4 separate regions of the Mus musculus genome follow, and all the other regions are linked to region 3. A link is a loop called in an ENCODE intact Hi-C map of the cell type or tissue named here. Cell type or tissue: heart. All regions are shown on one strand. Links, peaks and the distances in the headings refer to the core of each region. The heading gives the core; the rest is flanking DNA. Region 1 overlaps Slc8a1 (solute carrier family 8 (sodium/calcium exchanger), member 1). Region 2 overlaps Slc8a1 (solute carrier family 8 (sodium/calcium exchanger), member 1). Region 3 has its middle 50 kb from the start of Slc8a1. Region 4 overlaps Slc8a1 (solute carrier family 8 (sodium/calcium exchanger), member 1).

What was found. Hi-C counts contacts between places; a loop is a spot of excess contacts. Peaks named below come from ENCODE experiments on the same cell type or tissue, not always from the same donor. Only the 100,000 strongest peaks of a DNase experiment are listed, where the experiment ranks them.
Region 1: a loop joins it to region 3, with 3 times the contacts of the local background. A loop is called at or near these places in 12 of 42 quality-filtered maps.
Region 2: a loop joins it to region 3, with 6 times the contacts of the local background. A loop is called at or near these places in 13 of 42 quality-filtered maps.
Region 4: it touches region 3 in a loop (2.7-fold over the local background); 13 of 42 quality-filtered maps call a loop at or near these places.

Annotation. Positions count from the first base shown.
Region 1 is chr17:81,654,997-81,660,523 of GRCm38, reverse strand. The region is part of intron 1 of Slc8a1 (solute carrier family 8 (sodium/calcium exchanger), member 1); the gene reads left to right. Among named protein-coding and RNA genes, the nearest start is that of Slc8a1, 81 kb to the left of the region's middle. In heart, for the core only: no CTCF peak of the experiment used is centred there; no DNase peak of the experiment used is centred there.
Region 2 is chr17:81,474,547-81,480,073 of GRCm38, reverse strand. All of the region lies in intron 2 of Slc8a1 (solute carrier family 8 (sodium/calcium exchanger), member 1), which reads left to right. Among named protein-coding and RNA genes, the nearest start is that of Gm33944, 190 kb to the right of the region's middle. In heart, for the core only: a CTCF peak has its summit at 2,452 (motif pointing left); no DNase peak of the experiment used is centred there.
Region 3 is chr17:81,785,378-81,790,904 of GRCm38, reverse strand. No RefSeq gene overlaps it. Among named protein-coding and RNA genes, the nearest start is that of Slc8a1, 50 kb to the right of the region's middle. In heart, for the core only: a CTCF peak has its summit at 3,321 (motif pointing right); no DNase peak of the experiment used is centred there; H3K27ac peaks cover 942 bases.
Region 4 is chr17:81,663,605-81,669,131 of GRCm38, reverse strand. The region is part of intron 1 of Slc8a1 (solute carrier family 8 (sodium/calcium exchanger), member 1); the gene reads left to right. Among named protein-coding and RNA genes, the nearest start is that of Slc8a1, 72 kb to the left of the region's middle. In heart, for the core only: a CTCF peak has its summit at 2,379 (motif pointing left); no DNase peak of the experiment used is centred there; H3K4me3 peaks cover 415 bases.

The sequences.
Region 1 (5,527 bases), core at 163-5,162, 130 kb after region 3:
TCCCTAACAAAACGGTAACCCTTCAGCTGGTATTTAAGCAAATTTCCCAAGATAAACACGTGTGGCTGAATTGAAGGGCACGCATACTGCATGCCCTATGCCATGCCACAGGGAGCATGTGTGCTTCATAAACCGCTCAAGGATCTGTGTAAAACATTTTTGTTTTCCCACAGGCCACCAACACTCCACTTATTTTGTTGAATAATAAGAGCTGACAAGTTCCTCTTCAAGCTGACTTACTTTTTGAAATTTTACTGCTTCTGTGTGGATTTGTGCATGGTTTTATTTTTTTTTTTTTTCCATTTTTTATTAGGTATTTCGCTCATTTACATTTGCAATGCTATACCAAAAGTCCCCCATAGCCACCCACCCCCTCTCCCCTACCCACCCACTCCCCTTTTATGGCCCTGGCGTTCCCCTGTACTGGGGCATATAAAGTTTGCGTGTCCAATGGGCCTCTCTTTCCAGTGATGGCCGACTAGGCCATCTTTTGATGCATATGCAGCTAGAGTCAAGAGCTCCGGGGTACTGGTTAGTTCATAATGTTGTTCCACCTATAGGGTTGCAGATCCCTTTAGCTTCTTTGGTACTTTCTCTAGCTCCTTCATTGGGGGCCATGTGATCCATCCAATAGCCGACTGTGAGCATCCACTTCTATGTTTGCTAGGCCCAGGCATACTCTGACAAGAGACAGCTATATCAGGGTCCTTTCAGCATAATCTTGCTAGTGTATGCAATGGTGTCAGCATTTGGAAGCTGATTATGGGATGGATCCCCGGATATGGTAGTGTCTACATGGTCCATCCTTTTATCTCAACTCCAAACTTTGTCTCTGTAACTCCTTCCAAGGGTGTTTTGCTCCCACTTCTAAGGAGGGGCATAGTGTTCACACTTCAGTCTTCCTTTTTCTTGAGTTTCATGTGTTTAGGAAATTGTATCTTATATCTTGGGTATCTTAGGTTTTGGGCTAATATCCACTTATCAGTGAGTACATATTGTGTGAGTTCCTTTGTGAATGTGTTACCTCACTCAGGATGATGCCCTCCAGGTCCATCCATTTGGCCAGGAATTTCATAAATTCATTCTTTTTAATAGCTGAGTAGTACTCCATTGTGTAGATGTACCACATCTTCTGTATCCATTCCTCTGTTGAGGGGCATCTGGGTTCCTTCCAGCTTCTGGCTATTATAAATAAGGCTGCTATGAACATAGTGGAGCATGTGTCCTTCTTACCAGTTGGGGCATCTTCTGGATATATGCCCAGGAGAGGTATTGCTGGATCCTCCGGTAGTACTATATCCAGTTTTCTGAGGAACCGCCAGACTGATCTCCAGAGTGGTTGTACAAGCCTGCAATCCCACCAACAATGGAGGAGTGTTCCTCTTTCTCCACATCCACGCCAGCATCTGCTGTCACCTGAATTTTTGATCTTAGCCATTCTGACTGGTGTGAGGTGGAATCTCAGGGTTGTTTTGATTTGTGCATGGTTTTAGAGGCAAGCTATTAATCATTCCTTCGGGAACTTTCCTAAACTGTAATATAGAATATTGACAGGAGAGTTACATAAAGGAAGTATTTCTGCATTTGATTATCTATCATTTATGATATACACATATATACATATATACATATATATATATATTTATAAAAGAAATATATATTATTTCTTTTTTGCTTCCCACTTCTGCTGTTCTCAGGAGAATTTGTCTGTGGATTGAGTTTTGATACCAAAGAGGAAAAAGACTTACGTTCAGTGATGAAGTGTATCTCCTAAGAAAGTTTTCACTTGAAGATGAAGCGGGGGGATCAGCTTGTTAAATTCACCAGACTCAATTCATTTCACCACCATTTTCATTATAAAAATATACATTGACAAAACAAATAATTTCAGATGTTCTGGTATCATTTATCCTGAAATTGAATTATAAAGCTAAGCTTCCCAGTTCCAAGAGGCACACTAGAAAGCAAAGGGAGCTACTATACAGCTCAAAGATCAGCTCTGGAGTGTAAGAGTCAGGTAAATAGGTAGCACCTATGAAAAGCCTATATTTTAAAGAATGTAGATTTTCCCCCCACTACTCAAATCTGATCTAGAGTTTATGGTCCTGCATATTTCAACTTCTAGTTTTTAGGGTTTGTGTCTGGAAACTCCATTTTTCTTGATTTTGGCCAGGTATTGCTATAGCATCCAGCAATCCCAGCCTTTTTCTGCTTAGAGAGGGAGAACTAATGTGCAGCAAGATTATGAATTAGGAGCTTTGTAAATGACTCGGTGCCTTCATCTCCCCCTTTGACGATCCCCCATGAGTGTTTCTCTTTCACTCCATTTCCCCTCAGCCTCTCATCTTCCACCTCCTGACCAACATAGTCCTGAAGGCCCTTCCTATTTTAATCCTGCAAGGGGTCCCATCTCAGTCTGTAAGAGGCAAAGCCATGTGATACATTTTTCCCCCACACCAGTGTTGTAACGATATACATAGCACATGACTGCCCTCCAATGCTCTGGCACTAAGTTAGTTCCACTTCCTTAATTAAGTGTTCTCCTGAGTATGTGATCCTGCAGATGCACCTGCCTCAGAGTCCTTGCTGGATTTCACTCAGCTTTTCCTATTCTTCCTGTCTGGCCCTTATTCCAGGTTGTTTTAAGGAATAGTGCCAATACTGCACTATCTTAGAACTGCCTGTGTGTGCAGGAACATTGCAACTCTATCCACTGTGTATCTTAAGATATGGCCCAGGTACCTGCATTCTTTTATCTCTGGATAATTTTTGAGTGAAGGGAAGTTGTAGAGACCTACATACCTGTCATTATTCCCAACATACGTTCCTCTCAGATTTTTTTCCTTCTGTGTATTAGAGAGATTTCTTCTCTTTTAGGTTCTTTCCTTTATGGACTTTTCTTCAGAGTTCTATACTGAGTGCGGAGGCCTGAAGTTGACATCAGGCGTCATTCTCAATTGCTCCAAGGAAAAGTCTCCCAGAGATCACCAGTGGGCTAGACTAGCTATCCAGCTTGTTTGGGGCATCCTATGCACCTACCTCCACAGTACATGAATTAAAGCAGACTGGTATGCTTATAGGGGTATTAAGTGGGTTATTGGGATCCAGACTCTGGTCTTCATTCTTGCCTGACAAGCACCTTATTGAGTGGTTGATCTCATCACCCCACATTTCTGAAGGTTAAATGTCTCCAGTCTAGGATGGCAAATGGTTTTGCTAGAAAATCTCTCTCCTTTAAATGACTTACACATAGAAGCACACATAAGACTTCATTCTTTCTTTTCCAGCGTATAAAATCAACTATCAAAGAAAGGCTCTTATTTCTTCTTAATGTGCAGATAAGAAAATTTTCATTGAAGTAGTTACTATTGTCAACCAGAAGGGCTTTGGAAGAATCTAAGAATACAAAGGTTAGGTTTCCAAGCACTTGGCTCCCTTACCCTTAAAATACCCTGATATAGGGCCAGAGGTGCAATGGTCTGAGGTTTCTAAAGTTGTGGATTGAGTGCATGAATCTGGGAACTTCTAGATTGTCCACTTGAGTGTTCAGTCACACTGTTGAAATGCCCAGTGAGTCTCTCCTCTTCTGAAATCTAATAATGGAAGAGGTTCATCTTCTAGAAAGGAGATTCATAACTTGACTTCAGTAACACCCTAGTGAGCGTTAACTACATTGGAGAGAGATCCTTGCCACACAACATTTAAGTGTTTGGCACATCTGAGTGATTAAGAGAAACTTGGTCAGTGAAGCCATGAACAATATGTTGTTCTTGCAGGGTTGGGTTTTGTTTGTTTATTTGTTTTTTTGTTTTTGTTTTGTTTTGTTTTGTTTTATTCTTGACCAGTTTAAGTTTTTAAAATAAGACTTAACTGCAAGGTAATGAATTTGTGAGCTGCACTGATATCCTTGAATAAGTTGTGGTTTATTAATAATATAGTATTGACTTGTTATGACAAAATTCTATACCAGTTTCCACCTGCCAGCTACCCATTTCCTTTATGTCAGTTTTGCTGCCTTCCATCCCGCTAAACCCTGGAGTGTGCTACATGACTTTGGAAAGATCATGGTCTTTAGACTTCGGATGATGACCACCCTCCCTCCTCCCTCAAATTGCAAAATTTCTCCTTAGAGGATGGCGAGGAAGGAGAGAGGAGTGAAAACCTAGAAAGCTTAGAGATAAAGCAATATACACGCATGTCATCATATGGAAAGAAAGGCTGGCCAAGAGCTTATTCAACACCAAGTATCTAAACACAGAGTTGTTTGCCTTCATACAATTGTATTATAAACCTGCTGTGGAAGTCAACAGAACTCACTGTGAGCTGATGCCAAGAGCTCATGTTAAAAAAAAATCCTCACTACATCATTTAAAGTCAAATGACCTTTTTCAATGACTATTCTAACCTATGTATTATACTTTTCTAATTTGTAAAATAAGAATGATAACACAAACCTCCCTATTGACAGAAAGCTCAGGGACATGGAGAAAAAGGAATTGATTCTCTCTGTCTGTCTGTCTGTCTGTCTGTCTGTCTGTCTGTCTCTCTCTCTCTCTCGTGTGTGTGTGTGTGTGTGTGTGTGTGTGTGTGTGTGTGTGTGTGTGTGTGTGTGTATGTGTGTGTAGGTCATGCTCAATCAGTTATTCCAGCCTTTGTCGTCATTATTTCCACAAGTAGAGTCATGACATCCGCTGCAAGGCCCAGGTTTAGTAACCTTCAAGTCGGTCCTTACTGACTAGGACTCCATCCAGATCAGTGTCTTTTCTCTGACTCCCTCTCTGTGTCCTCTTCTTTCTTTTCCACTTTCTTCTTCTTTCTCACATATTCCCATTGGCATGCAGAGTTAACATATTTACATTTAAATTTTCTTCCCTTGTTTAGGGCCTCTAGCATGGCATGGGTAGGGAAAGACTTGATTGGATGTCTTTGATTTCCATTGAAAGGGAAGGGAATAATAATAATAATAATAATAATAATAATAATAATAATAATAATAATAAAGTAGGCTTACAGGGTTTGATATGCTCAACAGCTTTCAGTCAGCAAACCAGACCTGGGATAGGAAATCATGAGACCACCTGGAACCCCAGGCTGTGGAAGAAGACCCTTTGTCCAAGCTAGAAGCCACCCTTTCCAACGTGAGATTCTTTGCAATGAGCCTGTATAACTAATTTCCTCTCTTCTGGCTGACACTGCTATTGGTTTTCTTCCTGATGCTGACCTCTGCTTATGGAGGGCACATCCATTTCACATAGTGAATATTTTTAAGTGCAGGTGCCCAGACCCAGTTGCCAGCTTCTGATACAGCACTAGAGATTTGTTGAGTCAGCTCAGGAGCTTATGAGAATCATTTTATTCATCCAGTAAGTATGAGCTGCACATCTTTTATGTGCTAATCCTGACTCTAGGAACCAGGAATGAGTCCCTGCAATGAATGAATGAATTAATTAATTAATTAATGGATGGATAAATAAATAAATAAATAAATAAATAAATAAAATAAACAGTCCCTGGTCCTATATGGTTT
Region 2 (5,527 bases), core at 188-5,187, 310 kb after region 3:
CTCGTTCACAATGTGGTAATTACACACAATTTGTAATGAGCTTATCTCAGCAAAGCACAGCCAGTGACAGGAGATGCGTTGTTTTCATGTAAGCCAACCGACTCTGGTCTTCTAATCAGCAGCAGAGGGAAGCAATATTGATAATTGAAACTTAGATCCAAAGTGGCTCTTAATTGAAACCTGCATTAATGACATGCTGGCATTAAAAAGATCTGCAGGTTAGCTGCAGCTTCCCCTGGCATTCTGAAGATTTTTTTTTTTTTGTCTCTTCAGTACCTTACTGAGATTGACTAATTAATTAATTAATTAATTAAGATTGGTCTTGGAGGCCTGGATGCAAAGACACACCTTCCCACAATGTGTTTTCCAAACTGTACAATATTAATTATAATTTTATTTCAGAACACAGAAATGTTGGCCTTGAACACAATCCAAGTTTATCACGTGGTAACTTAATGCTATTTTTCACCTTTTAACCCTAGTTCTTTGGCCATATAGAAAAATCTAGATAAGCTTATCAATTATATTATATAAGTAGCTGAAATTAGAATTATGTATCAAGATTTTGGTTATAGTATTCAAGGTAATGTTTTCAGGAGCCATAATGAGTGAAGTGAGTTAATCTTCTATTTAGTTTAATGTATGCCTAGGGTAGAGGTTTGGGGTTCTGGTTTACTGTAAAGTAGAAATTCTCTGTGCTCAAGAACACCAAGAACAGCACTAGAAAATTTTCCAAAGATGACCTCTCGCTGCTACCCAGATGTGAATAACAAAAAGAAGAGAACCATCTAAGAAACTAGAGGTATGGAAAGAAGATTCATTAACATAACAGCTCACTAAAAGTTCAGATCAAGAAATAAAGTGTCGGAAAGGCTTACATATCAACACACTGTCAGACCTTCATTCAGGAAACGCTCAAACGTCAAAACCAAAGAGTTTGATAGGACCCTGAAGGACCAGAGAGACTTTACATTGGTTTTGGAGGCGAGGACCATGGAGTGTGGTTGGAATATGCTTATCTGTCTGAGGAGGGACAAGGGACAAACACCTAACTTAGCTGGCCTTTGAGTTCATCTAAGGAGCCAATCTTACAAATTGGTTTTATGTGAAGTGAGAGACCTGTGCCATGGGTCTACCTAGAGTCTATAATAAACAAGGGCTTGAGATCATGTGGGATTATGCAGATGATGTGACCTTGAGCCACAAAAGTAGACCAGCCTTTCGACTGCCAAGATTCCCATTCCAGATATTCCTCTAAGCCTCTACATATATAAACATGATCCATCATGAGGCCTGTGGCAATGTGTGACTAAGAAATCATCTAAACAGCTTCTGAGCACCACGGGCCTGGAATTCTAAAGACAGCATACATGTGCAAGAAGAGTGAAAGCATTAAGGACAATGCCCCAACTTGACTCGTTGGTTTAGAGGGAATTCTGTAGTCTTCCCTCCCTGTAAATGATCAAAGAGATATCCTGGATGACTCTAGAAACAGAGGAAGATACTTGGGGAAATCAAACACTAGGGATTATAAGAAAAACTTCCCCTAATTCCAAGACCCCCCAAAATTGTTTATCTTCCTGTCAGCTTCCAGCAATTGCATCCATTGTTCTTGAATACATGAGGCTCTACAGGTGCATGTGGGTACATATTTAGATGTGAAAATGTACAGAGAGTGATGATTCACGAGCACATGCCACCTTGAAAACACCTATCAAATCAGGCAGCTTAGGACACACAATCACCAATCCTACCTCTGGCTGAAACACTTGGAATTTCTGAGGATCTTTACTTAGTAGTGATTTTCTGTGGCTGTTCACTTTCCATGGCCTATTTATTTCATCGAAAGGCGGTGTCATTTCTGGATTTCTCTAAGGAAAGTAGAGTTTTTTTACTCTGCTATCTCTGGAAATTGGCCATAGCTTGCAAATTTGGAACACCCTAAGCAAGCAAGATAAATGATTCCCAGTGTAATATCCCTGGGGCTTCTGCCAGAAGAAAGCTTTGACAGCCTGAAAGATCTGAAGCAGTTCACCTTAGTACTGTCTTCAAAGTAGACTTATGCTCTCTCCTACATGCAGACTACAGCTAAACTACAGAATGAAATGGCCGTGTTTGAAAATCAATGATGTGAGAGGGAGAGTGGGCAGTATTGTTTCCTGGATGATAGGAAACATTATGAATAAATGGAGGGACCCATAGTACTCCAAATTGCCTCTGCATATGAATATCTATCCATTTCAGATACTCCTGCTCAAGGTAATCATGAATTTCTACCTCTCTTTTAATGAAATACTGGAGGGAAAATACTACCCAACTCATCCATTATAGTCATCAGCTACAACTGCAAGTCATTCTCAACATTTGACTATTGGCAATAGCAGTTGGATCTCAGGCACAAGTTGCCTGGAATCACTTGTTCTATCTTGAAAACATTTACTCCATCTACTGGTCAAACATGTCCAGTTTCAACAAGATCATGTCCCTTAACTGGGGACTGTGGGGCTGTGTAGCAGATGAGGAGGAAGTATATCTACATCCAAAGAGATCTTCTTTCCTGACAGGTTTCATTCCTGAGACACTCTCTGATCTTTACAATAAGTTACCTATGGATGCTGATGTTGAAACGAGCTAAATTTGAGACCTGGAAAATTGACATGAAAAATGTACCATCCTTTCTGAAATTATCCAGTTCAAGGGAGAAACCTGTAGAGAAGAAAGAGATTAGTCATCTTTATACTGAAAGGTATAAACATCTTCTGTGACACAAATTCTGGTCACTAATGGTTTGAATTTAAGCTCACTTGTATAAATGAGATGTGGTCATTCTACTGACATACTTGTAAATAGCACTTGTCCCTGACTTAATTTTACATTTCTTGGTCAACCACTATTAACATTTCCTTTATTTTCCAGAAGTCATGTCCTATATTCCACACTTAAGTAACTCCAACCAACTCTACTTACAGTTAATAGTAGAAGAGTATTGTTGCACAACGAGGGGCTTTAAATTCAAGTCACTTAGTCTGAGATTTTGAAATGTTCTCTGAGTAGAAGTCTATGCTGTCTATGCTTCCTTTATTGTGTTTAGCAATGCATACCAGAGAAACACCAGAACAGGGAGCTATCACCATGTGTCTTTCCTCAAGTTGCCTATGGTTTATTTGCCTTGTTTATCTCCCTCTGAGCCATATTCCTTTCCCTCGCCTGACCCACACTTCTAATATGTACTTAAATATATAAAACCTTTACATGTTTAAAAAGCAAGAGTAAATGTCTCAGTCTCTGTTCCATTGCTGTGAAGAGACACCATGACCACAGAAACTCTTATAAAGGAAAGCACTAAATCCTGGCAGTGGTGACACACATCTTTAATCCCAGAACTCAGGAGACAGAGGCAGGCAAATCTGTGAGTTCAAGACCAGCCAGCCTGAGAAATCCTGTCAAAAAAGAAGTAGAAGAGGAGGATGAGGAAGAGGAGAAGGAGGAGGAGGAAGAGAAGGAGGAGGAAGAGGAGAAGGAGGTGGAAGAGAAGGAGGAAGAGAAGGAGAAGGAAATGATGGAGGAAAGAACAAAAAAAAAAAAACCATTGAGCTGAGGACTTGCTTACCATTTCAGAGGTTTATACCCCATTATCATCATGAAGGGGTTTGTGGCAGCACACATCCCACTTCACTTGAGCAGTAGCTGAGAGCTACATCCTGACCCCTAGGCAGCAGACAAAGCTAAGAGGAGCTTGATTTGGGCTTTTGAAACCTGAAAGACCACCCCCAGTGAAACACTTTCTCCAATAAGGCCAAATCCACTGCAACTAAACACCACCTCCTAAATCTTTTAATCCTTTCAAATACTACCACTTCCTGGTGACTGAGCATTCAAATATATGAGCCTTTGGGAATAATTCTTATTCAAGCCACCACAATAAGCAAAGTTTGTTGGAGAATATTTTATGAAAATTCCTTTTATTTCTGCTGCCTATTTTTTCATCAAACTTTGAGTATAGAATCATGGTATTATGTGTGTACTAATTTATGCACCACTTCCTTTAATTCTTTCAGAAAAAAATGTTCATTATATAATTTTGTGCCCAATACATTTATATCACTTCTATTAAACAATATAAAAAACACTATTGTAAATGATAGACTTAATAAAATCCAACAAGGTCCTGTCTCAGGTCCATATCTTGCCATCTGTTTATAACTGCACATGGCTCGAACGGTTGATAATGTCACAGACACCAAACCATTCTAGGAAATTAACTCTGCACAAAGAAAAGGGCAAGATTATAATCAGACCAAGACCATGCAAGAAAGAAGACATAGAATGGTCAACACACCTTCCAAGAAGTAAACTGAAGGGGAATGGGAGCCAGGGAGCAATCTGGAAGAGCAGGGAGTTCTGAAAGTCAGAGCCCAACCCCTCATATGGTAACAGAAAAGGCAACAAATGCTCTCATTATTCCGTGCTCTCCAGGAAGTGTGAATGGCTGCTACAGTAGGAGAGTCCTCCGCATTTCAGATTTGCCCCTCTCTGATTTTCATTTCACATCAAGAACACTTTTAAGAATCGCTATTGTGCCTTTTCCTCCCTTAAATTGTAACTGCAAGCTTACACACTTTCTTAATTGTCCTTAATTGGCTCTTGAAATCATGTGTGACCATGGCATCCTGCTTCAGAGTTCTTCTAATCTATGATAATCACAAACTGTGGATGATCTCCTTAGAACCTTCTGAAACATGAAGTTAGTCCTGATTATCAGTCTTTTCACCCCCTAGTTGTCCACTGATCTCACTTCTGTCTCTGGTATCTTATTTTAGTCCTAATGCTACATCTTTGCTTCTTATGTTTTTGCTTCTGGTGTTAGCATTTCTGGGAATCCAAGCAAGCATTTGGGGATAGCTTCCTTGTACTTTCACAGTGCATATTTAGCAATATGATTAATTAGTATGTTCTCAAATGAATGTGATTGCCATAGCATCAAGTAAGAAATAATTCTTAATATCAAAAAGGAATTCCCCACTGAAAGGAAGAAAGGGGGAAGTCTTTAAGATTATCCTTTGTTTGGACTCTAACAACCTAGAACTACTAAGGACTCATGTCCAGTAGTGACTCAGGAGTGAATGGTATAATCACCATCAGAGGGAAAATTTGTGACAATCTCTTAATCAAATAACTACTTTCCACTGGTTATGAAATATGTTCCAAAGCAGTAAACTGACCGCTTCAATGTGAGACACAGATGAGAGAGAAAAATGGCCTGGTTTAAGTTTTAACTCATTAATTGCTCACAATTTTGATATTTGTGATACCACAGAGTCATCTGAATGAAGCAAGTCTTTATTGACATGTTATAGCTCTCCTCTTCTTGTTCATCTCAGTGCAAGTGCAAAGAGAACCTTAATCATCCGTTCCCTTGTTTAATGATTTCTTTGAAAACAACCCATTTTATGGTTTCCAGCCAATTCTTCCCATAAGGCCTTGTATTCCCATGACTGGTTGGTAATCTTTTTTTTTTTATGGGGCT
Region 3 (5,527 bases), core at 411-5,410:
CAGAGATGTCTGTGGAAAGCCTCTGGCACACAGGCCCACAATAAAGAGGTGGCACAAGACAGTAGCTCCCCAGGAGGGGTTGGTAAACTGACTGGAATTGTGTGGATCTATCACAGAGATTAAAGGGCACCTGGAAAACATTAGAGATGTTAATGTTCAGAAAAAGAATAATAAAAGAGCAAGAAAAATATGTATATTGTAAATCTCTGTCCTGATTTTTTTGTATATAAAAAAAATTGAAGTTGAAGCCTTCATACGATTCTGTGTACAGGCCCCTCTAGAAGACAGGCTCACCTCTAGCTAGACTCCTCTGTGAATGAGTTTTATTTTTCTAATGCCAGCTCAATAAAATAAACTTTCATGATACTCCTATCATAAAACTGAATAGCATATGATAAACATTGGTATTTGACCTTGAATTATATTTTCTGTGTATAATGAGCTATAAAGTGGAGGAAGGACTCTTCGGTAGACAAAGATAAAAAACAAGATATGACCTAAATCTTGACTTTGTTATTATGAGAGGATAGGTATATGCCAGTGATAAGTCTCTCTCTCTCTCTCTCTCTCTCTCTCTCTCTCTCTCTCTCTCTCTCTCTCTCTCTCTCTCTCTCCCCCCCCAATGTTTTGCTTTGTGTATGTGTTGAACATCAATAAGTACACAGAAACAATTTTGTTTATAGAATTTCTCTCCCACAGCTCATTCAGGTATGTGGCCAATTATGTAACCTCCAACGCAAATAATTATAATGGATTGACATTTTCCAAGGAAAGGGTGATTGCTAGGAAGGTAGAGGGAACTGCTGTGAAGTATTACCTAGTTGTTCTTCAGCATTTTCTTCATTTAAAGTTATACTAACACCTGGAACAAGAATATTAGATTAATGAAGTGAGGAATCTGCTGTCTTTTCATTCAGTGGAATATACCTGGAGAAGCAATGCTAATTTGCTATCACTATAACACAGACAGAACCAGTGGGTACAACGTAATGTCGACCTTACCAAGGACCATTTGTTTAGAGAGCCATTTATACTGTATTTATTTTTCTGTAGTCTCATTTTTTTTAATTTAATGATTCTTGGCAACATCTTGCAAGCAGAGAATTAAAGTCTTCTCCTTTTCCAGTAAATCTCATTATAGGTATAAAGTATGAGAACATACATTCTCACAGTTGCAGAAACACAAATTTCAGCATCTCTGTGGAGCCAGGGGTTCTTTCAAATAGACATGGTATTACCTCGTTTCACCTGTCCATAAATTATCAGTAGTCTGTCATAGAGAAACTACTTACAGGTGGGTGAGACTTGGAGGAATCTTCTTGCTAGTTACAATGGCCATATAGTTTGTCACATTCTGAATGGGCAGTCACTGATAGGTGCTGGGCACCTGGTAAGAGTGCTATACTGAGTCATCAAGCCCCGAGGTGTGATCAAGAGCCAGCTATTTAGGAAGAGTCTCATTCAGATGCCAAACGATAAAGAACACAGTTGCCACACCCAAGAGTCAGGTTGAACCTCTCAGGCAGAGGTCTCTCTCTCACAGAGACTGGCTTGCCAGAGCTTGCAGAGAGGAGGCCAGCTTGTCTCCAGATGTCACCTGTGCATGAAGATCCCTATCCGTCTGGCATTCTAGAGGACAACATTGGTGAGTACAGAACACCCTATACCAAGGTCATCACTGTCCTTTGCCAAGGTTCTTTTGGCCAATGTGTATAGACCATACCGCATGCTGTAGATGATCAAGGTTTTAAGTGACTGCTTCCCTCAGCCAAAGGGTTTAAATGATTAAGTAAGAATTTAACTTCAATTTGTGTTAGATAAGGCTCATTATAAGGATATTCATTCCAGAGGGCCCGGCTCTTGGCTGGATGGGCTGTCCTTTCTGATGCACGTTCAGTTAGGGCTTATCATCAACTTCATGTTCTTGCCACCTACTCAACAGCTTGAGGTCAGATTTATTTGGAAGGGATTTTGGCTTATGCCTCCATAATGATGCCTATTAAATGCCTTTGTATGGAGAGGGACAATGTGTTGGCCTTATCAAGGAAAATGTGGCCTTCTTTAGCATCGGATTTTCAGTTCCCATTAGGATCATAGTAAGCTAAGCTAAAGGAAGGGGGGAAAACTGCTCTCTAAAGGTCAGCCTTCTTAATTAAATGGAAACCCAGGCAATGACATTAAAAGCTGAAGTAAGTGAAGCCAGTGCTTTTCCTGATGAGCCCCTACTGAGCATCAGGCTCCTGCTGCCTGTCTTGGGGCAGGCCAGACTGAGTTATTCCTGTTGAGTAAGAAGCTAGCTGTAAGGTTACCAAGCTGGTTCCTCCTGTGCAAACACATGGAACTTAGCATGTGAAACTGTGGCTTCAGTGGCAAAGTCAAGTCTTGGTATGGTGATGAGTTCCCAGACTGGCTCAGTTTCTTGACGTTCTATATCACTATGGCAGCCATCACCAGACCCTCTGTACTTCCCTAAGGACTGGGTTCCAGCCATGGTGAACACAGATGGGTGGAGGTTAGTAGATCACCTCTAAGCTAGGTATTCTCACATTTAGGAACTCAGTTTACAACACCCTTTAACAGAAAAGCAACCATAATTTCAAGGGCGAATTATTTGATCCAAGGTCAAATAGCTGGTAAAACATCTAGCTAGCTCAGTTATGTCTTCAATCTCTATGAATGTCTTTCCATTAATACAGAATTTAGTGCACTTCTTAGGCCCTACTGCCCTCATCCCCAGTTTTTAATGCATGGGGTGGCACAGGGACTGTGCCGCCCTTCTTATGTCTAAAGGAGAGCTAACTCCACAAGACCTTTCATCCTAGCTCTGTCCTGAACCTATTTTCATTTAAGTGTTGTGGTTTTTTCCCATGAGGCCCCTACCTATTCTAGTTGTCCTGGAACTTTCTACAGTCTTCTCATAAGCATATGACGCCAGAAGCTTCCCCAAAGCACTGTGAAAACTGCAAGCAATGGCACTGACTGTCCGTGCTGATTCCGCTCCATCCATGGCTGTTTCCTTCCCAGCACCCCCAACAACGTAGTTCTGAGGAATGCCCCCATAATACTGCATTCTAAATTTGAGGCATTTAGTATCTGTAATCCTTTTAACTTATTATATGCATAATGAATCAAGTAAATATGATTATGGTTATTTTGATGAGTATAAGATTATGTGATTAAAAAATCCATAACATGATTCTAAAAGAAAAAAATTCCAAGATGTGATTTTTTTTCAAGAAATACAGCCATTAAATAAATTTACTAAAACTTAAATTTGAGCATTAGTGTTTAGGCACAGCCGCTGGCGTATGTTATCTGAACTGAACTGCAGGGGGAGCCATTGAGATTGAGTCAAGTGGTCAGTATGTTCCCGAGGGGAAATTAGTGAAGCCATGCGGTTTAAGCAAGCAAGAGTTTGCATCTTTTCTTGTAGTTAGACTTGCCAAGGGATCTTTGGGGACACTGAGCTACACTAGAAGAAATTGAGCAAAAACTCTCTGAAGGTAGACCTAGGCATCAATAATTTTTGAAAACCACAAGTTTAGAGCAGGGAATATGGAGATGTGGAACTTGAACATGAAGCCTGTTTGTTAATCTGCAACCATCCTCTGTATTGTAATAAAAAAAATCATTAGAAATTGTATTTGGTTTAAGGGATTATGGCTAGAACCTCCATTACTGGGCTTCTGTCTGGTAAACATTTTTTATGTGATTAGCAATTATTGTTGTCATCTTAAGGGATGTATTGTTGCTCTAACTTTGGAACTCTTTACCAGTGAATAACAATATACTACTAATAAAGCCCATTAATTTACCAGGGAGTATAGATTGTGATTAGCAGGATGAGTCATAAAATAGTTCATTCTGTTGACCCTGTTGAAATCCAACACCACTCAGAATGGTAAAAGGCCCCTGAAGTTAGGGCCTGGAGGATGCTGGCAATGGAAAGGCTACCACCTGAGTTTTGCCGCTATGCGACTTACCTTTCTATCAGAACTGCACTCTGCTATATCTTGAAGTCGGACACTTGAAATCTTAACGGTCAGACATGGATTTCTAGTGAACTGCTAATTAGTCATCATTGATAACATCATGCTAACCTTCAGAGTTGACTGACCTTCTAAGCAATCTCTGCCACAATTTGATCCCAATCAACAGCAATCCCTGCCTGTCACATTTCACAAGAGTCTCTAGAGCATCAACCACTTGTTCTTTTAACACGGACAGACAGCCTCTTGCTGTACTGATTTACTTGCGAAAGTCTCTTAACTTATTCCATGCACTGCTAGGAAGAATAAGTACTCTCATTCTGCTTTAGTCACATTCTTCTTTAAATTCCTTCCCTGGCCCTCTTGTCTACAGAGTCAAGGCGAAAGCCCATAGAAGACAAAAGAACTCCATATCTGACTTCCAGTACCTATTTCAGAAACTTCCCTTGCCTCAACTTTTCTAACTATTAAAAATGTCTTGACTAGATGCACTTAAGTTTGTAAAGATGGTCTATCCAACAGGAAGCTGCAGGCTGTAAACTGACCACCTTATTGCTGCAACTACTTGGCCAAATGCAAATCCAGAAGCTTTAGTATATCTTAGAATCCACAGCTCAATCAAGTTAGATGGACACAGGAAAAGATTAATACTTTATCTAACCACCCCAAACTCCACCCACAACATTCTCAGAACATGGCAGTCTTGGCATATCCTTCCTATCTTCATTTGTTTTCCTGTTCTAAATTCTTGCCCTAAGTGACTGCTTTTTACCTTTTGTGGTTGAGATTGTTAGTCATCTCTGTGGCCTACTTTTGTGAATACACTGAACACTGTGTCTTTGGGGTTATCTATTCTATAGTTGACAATGCTTATATATCCAGAACACCCATATCATCCATCTGTCTGAGGATTTCTTGAGAACAGACTCTTCGGCTAACTTAGTGTTCTTAACTTTAAACTGACAATAGTTACCCTTTCATCCAAAATTAGGCTTGCTTAACTATGTGGAGAACATCTAGTAATAAAGAGATCTCAGAACAAATAATGGTAACTGAAATATTAAATCTTCGGGTGTTGGGTTTGAACTAGTTTAACTTTCTAAACTTTTCAAACTTTCTGAACAGAGAAAATGAAAGAAAAAAATAGGTAAGGGAGAGAGGCCAGTTGGTGGACAAGCACTTGCCATGTAAGCCCACAGACCTGAGTTCAGATCCAGGGTACACATGTGAAAGCCAGATGCAGCGTGTGTCTGGATTCCCCAGTGCTAGAAGGTGGTAGCAGTGGATCATTACACCTCATGGCCGGCCAACCAGTCCTGCCCATGAGCCCAAGGTTTAATGGGAAAGGGGTAATAGTGAGAAGCTTAACAACAAGTAAGAATCTATGAAAAAGCTTTAGGGAAATCTACTAGTTATTACACTCGTTTCAAAATACAACTTTAAAAAAAACAGAACCCTTTTTAAATGGAATTTTCCTGCTTTGGTAGACAATGTTACTCCTAAAATGCATGGATTATTAAATAAAACTACAGTTTAAA
Region 4 (5,527 bases), core at 126-5,125, 120 kb after region 3:
CCACCCCCCGGACACACACACACACACACACACACACACACGCGCGCGCGCACACACACACACTAGCCCTCCCCTGTAGACCCATAGATTCTGTCTAATGAATGACTTGCTTGCATTTCCTACTTTTCTTCCGAAATAGAGTGGCAGTGCTTGAGTGAAGAGCAGCAGTGATCCAGTTTAACAAAGCATTTTTGGGAGAGCATATGCATGCTGTCTGTGATCCTGGGCAGAAAGTCATGCTTTTTGTGTTAGGTATGGTTTTAACCCTCCCCACCCCACCCCCCTTTCCCCCTTAGCCTGGCTCCCTGAAAGGCACTCTCTGGCTCTCTGCTAGTCAGCCACTAGTGGTTGTGAACATAACAACACAAACTTTGTCCTGTTGGAGGTGTAAAGACTAAAACGAGGAAAAAAGGATATCAGTGGGAGGTGTAGTGGAAGAAGCTTTTTAAAAAAAAAATGACAGATGAGCTAAAGACAGTTCAGGCATCCTGGTCATGGAGCCAGCAGCTGAGGAGGAGGGGATTTCTGATCAGATCTGCTTCAAAGGACTGCCCGAGTACATCACATAGGAACAGCTGAACAACATCTACAGCCCAGGAGCTGCCTGCTGGGTGAAGATTTCTGAAGGGGGCTGTGGGGGAGTGAGGAGGGGGAGGCAACCTGGAGGAAATTCTGAAAGTATGCCCCACTAATACACACACACACACACACACACACACACACACACAAAGTACACACACACACACAAAGTACACACACACACACAAAGTACACACACACAAAGTACACACCACACACACACCTCCTCTCTTAGAGCTCTTCTGCAGAAAAAAAAAGGGGGAGTGGGAGTGGGATGAATCTAGATTCTTCATTCATTTGTTAAGAACAGAAAGCCGGAAGAAGGATGGCTGCCTTTTTAGGTTCCTCTTTCAAATCCTGTGTTACCAGGATTTTGCTCTCTGGGTTTGCTAAACTTGCTTAATTTGCGAAGGTTAGCCTGGTGTGTGAAAGCAGAAGGAAGGAAGGAAGAAAGGAAGGAGCCTGCTCCATCTTTGGGCTTGTGTGAGGGAGTTGGCAGTGAAGGACCACTGCTTTCAGTGAGATGGGCTTTCTTAAGCCATTTTACAAATTTCTGCCTGCTTCAATAAAGTGTTCCATTTGGATTTCTGGGCACTTTAAATAAGATCTACCCTATAAAGAGAGGCCTGCTCCCCCCTCCCCCTGCCCCGGTTTAAAATGGCTGTTGTGTTTTATTGGAAATGAACTGGGTCTCTAGAAAAAGAGTGAGAGGAAAGTGAAAAAAGGTGAAGAGAGATAAGCCATTATCCACTGCCACACTGACCAGAGGCAGCAAAGGATGCGAGTGTCCTCGGAGTGATCAGCCAGGGCTGGGAAGAGAGGAGTGAACTAAAGGCAGAGGTGGGCTGTGTGCTTCATGCTGCCTTACTTGTCTGCAGACCTTACTGTTGCTGCGTAAGAGTTTCCATAGTATCAGTGTGGATTTAGATTAAGAGATAGCTGGAAACTCTGTTGACTGTGACAGGGAAGGAAAGAGCATAGTACTGTGAGTGCTGTAACTCTAAATAAAAACAGGGAAGGAAGGTGAGGGATACCCTGAGGACTGAAGAATCCCGATCACCATAGCTGTTCTTTCAAGCTCACTGTGTTCTGAAACAATAAACTACGTTGAAAAGAGCGGCGGCATTTGTTAGTGAGCTATATTTAACATGTTTTTTATCGACGAAAATAGACTTTTATTTATCTTGCAAAGTAAACGCATGGTTCCTTCCCTCTTAGTGCTTAATCTCTGTCCTGGACAGAATAAATGATGAGAAGAACTCTGGGGCTTCTATAAATTGCATTCCTCCTTTAAAAAGAGAATGAACAGAAAAAAAAAACATTTTAAAAGACACAGCAGCATCAAGAAAGTATTTTGCCTTTGACTGTGAACATCACAGTTTTAGACTTAAGGGTGTTGTTTTCATGTTGCCATTCAAGGAGGCCAGTCTTTTCTCTCGGATGCCCAAGGTAGAGGGAGAAAGCTATGCAGGCAAGAAGCAGGTATAGGTATCAGCAAGGACAAGACTAGAATGGAAGTTAAATATAGAGTAAGACATGTTTAGAGAAGAGGATGTTACATCAGGTTGCGTGTTTCATATTCTTGAGCTGTTGTATATATGTTCCTTCCAGTCGTTGCTTTTGTTAAAAATTTCGTGGTTCAAGTGATAATCTCAGCTACTTAGGGATATGTGCCTTGTGTTTCAACATCATCCACTGCCATCCACACTTCATGATCCAATGTCTACTGCAAACCCCTTCTCCCCTGTGAGAACATTTACCCAGGAACCTATCTGACCAAATTCTACTGCTCCCTCTTGTGGCAAGTATTTTCCCTGACTTTCTCTAGATTCCAGGATGCTGTCTGGATTCCCCACTGTTCCTTTAACAGTCTACCTCTCCAGCTCTAATTCTCAGTAGCAACTAAGGCTAACCAGGCCAGTGGGTTACAACACTACCTGTTCCCACTTTTCCCTCTGAACAAAATGGTTCTGGCTCCTGGGAGATGTCTCTTAGATGTAGGGGAAGTAGATGTCAGGTGTTTTCCGACCCGTTGGGATAGACCAGACTCGGGAAATGTGAGCTTTCAGCTTTTGCCTTTGGGATTTTGATTTAAACTTAGGGCTAGTCCAGTGGGGCCTCATTAAATGCAGTAGGATTATTTCTCTCTCAATCTCTCTCTCTCTCTCTCTCTCTCTCTCTCTCTCTCTCTCTCTCTCTCTCTCTCTCCCTCTCTCTCCCTCTCCTCCCTCTCTTTCTCCTTCCTCTGGCAATCCCTCTCTTTCCCCTTCTCTATTCTTCCTCTCTCTTTCCTGCAGCCTCTAGCTTCTCATGTGTACATGTGCATCGTGTTGAAACTTTAAACTAACCATGGAGTAGTAGTGACAGCCCACTGTCTGATGTGGAGACTTCCAGGGTGAGTGCTTACTGTATGCTTTCACGGAAGGAGTTTAGAACACAAGTAGAGAGTGCCTTGATTTCACAGAGCTCACACTGCTCTCTTCCCTGGCAACTCTGTTTGGAATCTGATTGCTTCGCCCTCACATTTACACCTGTCCTTTGGTTTTTGGGTCCTTGGTGCTTCTAGTCCAGAATGCAACAAGAAGGTTCAAATTACAGGCATCCTTACTTCCTGCTCAGTTTTCAAAGAAGGAAGGGAATGTCCTGTCTGACAAGTGAAGCATGGAAACTCTTTTTGTGGCTGAGGGCTAGTGCATCATCTATAATAAGTTGTTTGAGTCTGGTAAAACATTCATGGGTTCAAAGCCTTTATCCACTGGCCAACATAGAATCTGAAACCATTAGTATGAAGGTCACTCATCTGAGTGAAGAATTCTGACCAAATCCCTAACAAAATGCAGAGGTATTGCTCAACAAAGAGGTACTATGTGTGAATCTACACAAACCATTAGTATATGTTAATATGTGAACATATACTATGTGTGAATCTACACAAGCCATTAGTATATGTCAATATGTGAACATATACTATGTGTGAATCTACACAAGCCATTAGTATATGTCAATATGTGAACATATACTGTGTGAATCTACACAAGCCATTAGTATATGTCAATATGTGAACATATACTATGTGTGAATCTACACAAGCCATTAGTATATGTCAATATGTGAACATATACTATGTGTGAATCTACACAAGCCATTAGTATATGTCAATATGTGAACATATACTGTGTGAATCTACACAAGCCATTAGTATATGTCAATATGTGAACATATACTATGTGTGAATCTACACAAGCCATTAGTATATGTCAATATGTGAACATATACTATGTGTGAATCTACACAAGCCATTAGTATATGTCGATTTGTGAATTTGAAAAGCTTTATGCAATCAGCTCTCAAAAAGTCCCGAGGACCTGGGACACAGCAAGACAAAGAGGAAGTGGAAGAGTTAAAACTGTGTTTCTGCCCACTGAATGCCCTCTTGAGACTGTTCTGATAGGGAAGCGTAGGGAGCCAAGGGCCTGGGAGCAGAGCTCTTGAATAAGAGGTCAGTCACCGGAGAGAAACCAGAAGCAGGCAAATGTGGATTCCTATACTAAGGTTTTACCCTGAAGCAACCTTTGGTTCTTTTCTTAAGAAGTTAGCCTTTGTAAGGCTTCTGAGAAATGGGCAAAGTATTTTCTCTAGAGCAGACTGACAGTCTCAAAATCCTGAAGGCGCTGTATTGTAACCTTTCCACCAGTCACCTAGACAACAGTTGCTCGATGCCAATTCAGATAAACAGTTCCCTGCACATTCAAGAGATCTTGGAAAAAATTAATGTCTCTATCAGAGGCTATCTTAAAAGATGGGATAATCACTCTGTAGATTCCATGCCATTGCAAACTAAGTTACAAATAATGTCTTTGCTGAATCTAATGTGAGATCAAGTCAAAACAGCAAGACAACCAGTGAGTGATTCACCACCTTCCACTAATCCAACCATGGTGTCTACTGAGCACTCAGGTTGTGTAAAAGACACATGGAAAGGCAAGCCATTTCACATTTGTTGAACACTTGTCATGTCATTATCTAGACAAGCTGGTATATATGTGTGTATGTGTGTGTGTGTGTGTGTGTGTGTGTGTGTGTGTATGTTTGTGTGCATGCATATGTATATGTATATATATGCACACATGCACACACATATGCATATATATACATATATATACATACATATACCTATTTGATGCTTCTAAGTGTCCAGCAAAGAAGCATAAAAATGCATTTAAAGGTGAAGACTATTGTGCAGTTGAATGACTTAGCTGTGGGTCAATAAAAGACTACAAAAGCCATGTTCTGGATTTAGTTCTTCTTGCCATGATCTCATAGATGAAATACCATGGCTGAGTAAGATAGGATCTGGACTGCAGAGGAAGGAGAAGCTTGGCCTCTGACCTCGTCGAGGAGAGGAAAGGGGATTTGGGGGTCATCACAAAGAGGTAAAGGGGTTTAGAAAACCAATAAGCTGAGTCATTTTGACCAAGTAAAACATGTTCTAAGCATTTTATGGCAAGGACAGCCATAGAACAATGTCATGAATGTCTCCATAGCACTTGATCTGCCCTGCACTCATTCAGGACTGTGTATGTACACTATAGAGTTGGGATCAATAGTAGCTTTCGGCATTTCCCAAATGCATTTTACACTGGAAGGTAAGATTCATCATGAAGTCACTGCAATGGTCAGAGGCAAGGAGAAAGGGTAGGCCACTAGTCAATGCACTTCTTGGTTTACTTTTTACTTGGTTTTAGAGATAAATTCTCACCATGGAGCCCAAGGGACTCCATACCCCTTGAAGTCTCCTACCTGTGCCTCCAGATTCCTGGGATTTTAGGTATGATGCTACACTGGGCATCCCTTGGTACACTTTAGGTAGTTTATTTATCATTGATGGCTCTCATGCATTCTCCTCTGCACACCTCACTAACACACAGGACTTAGGGCCTCTTTCTGG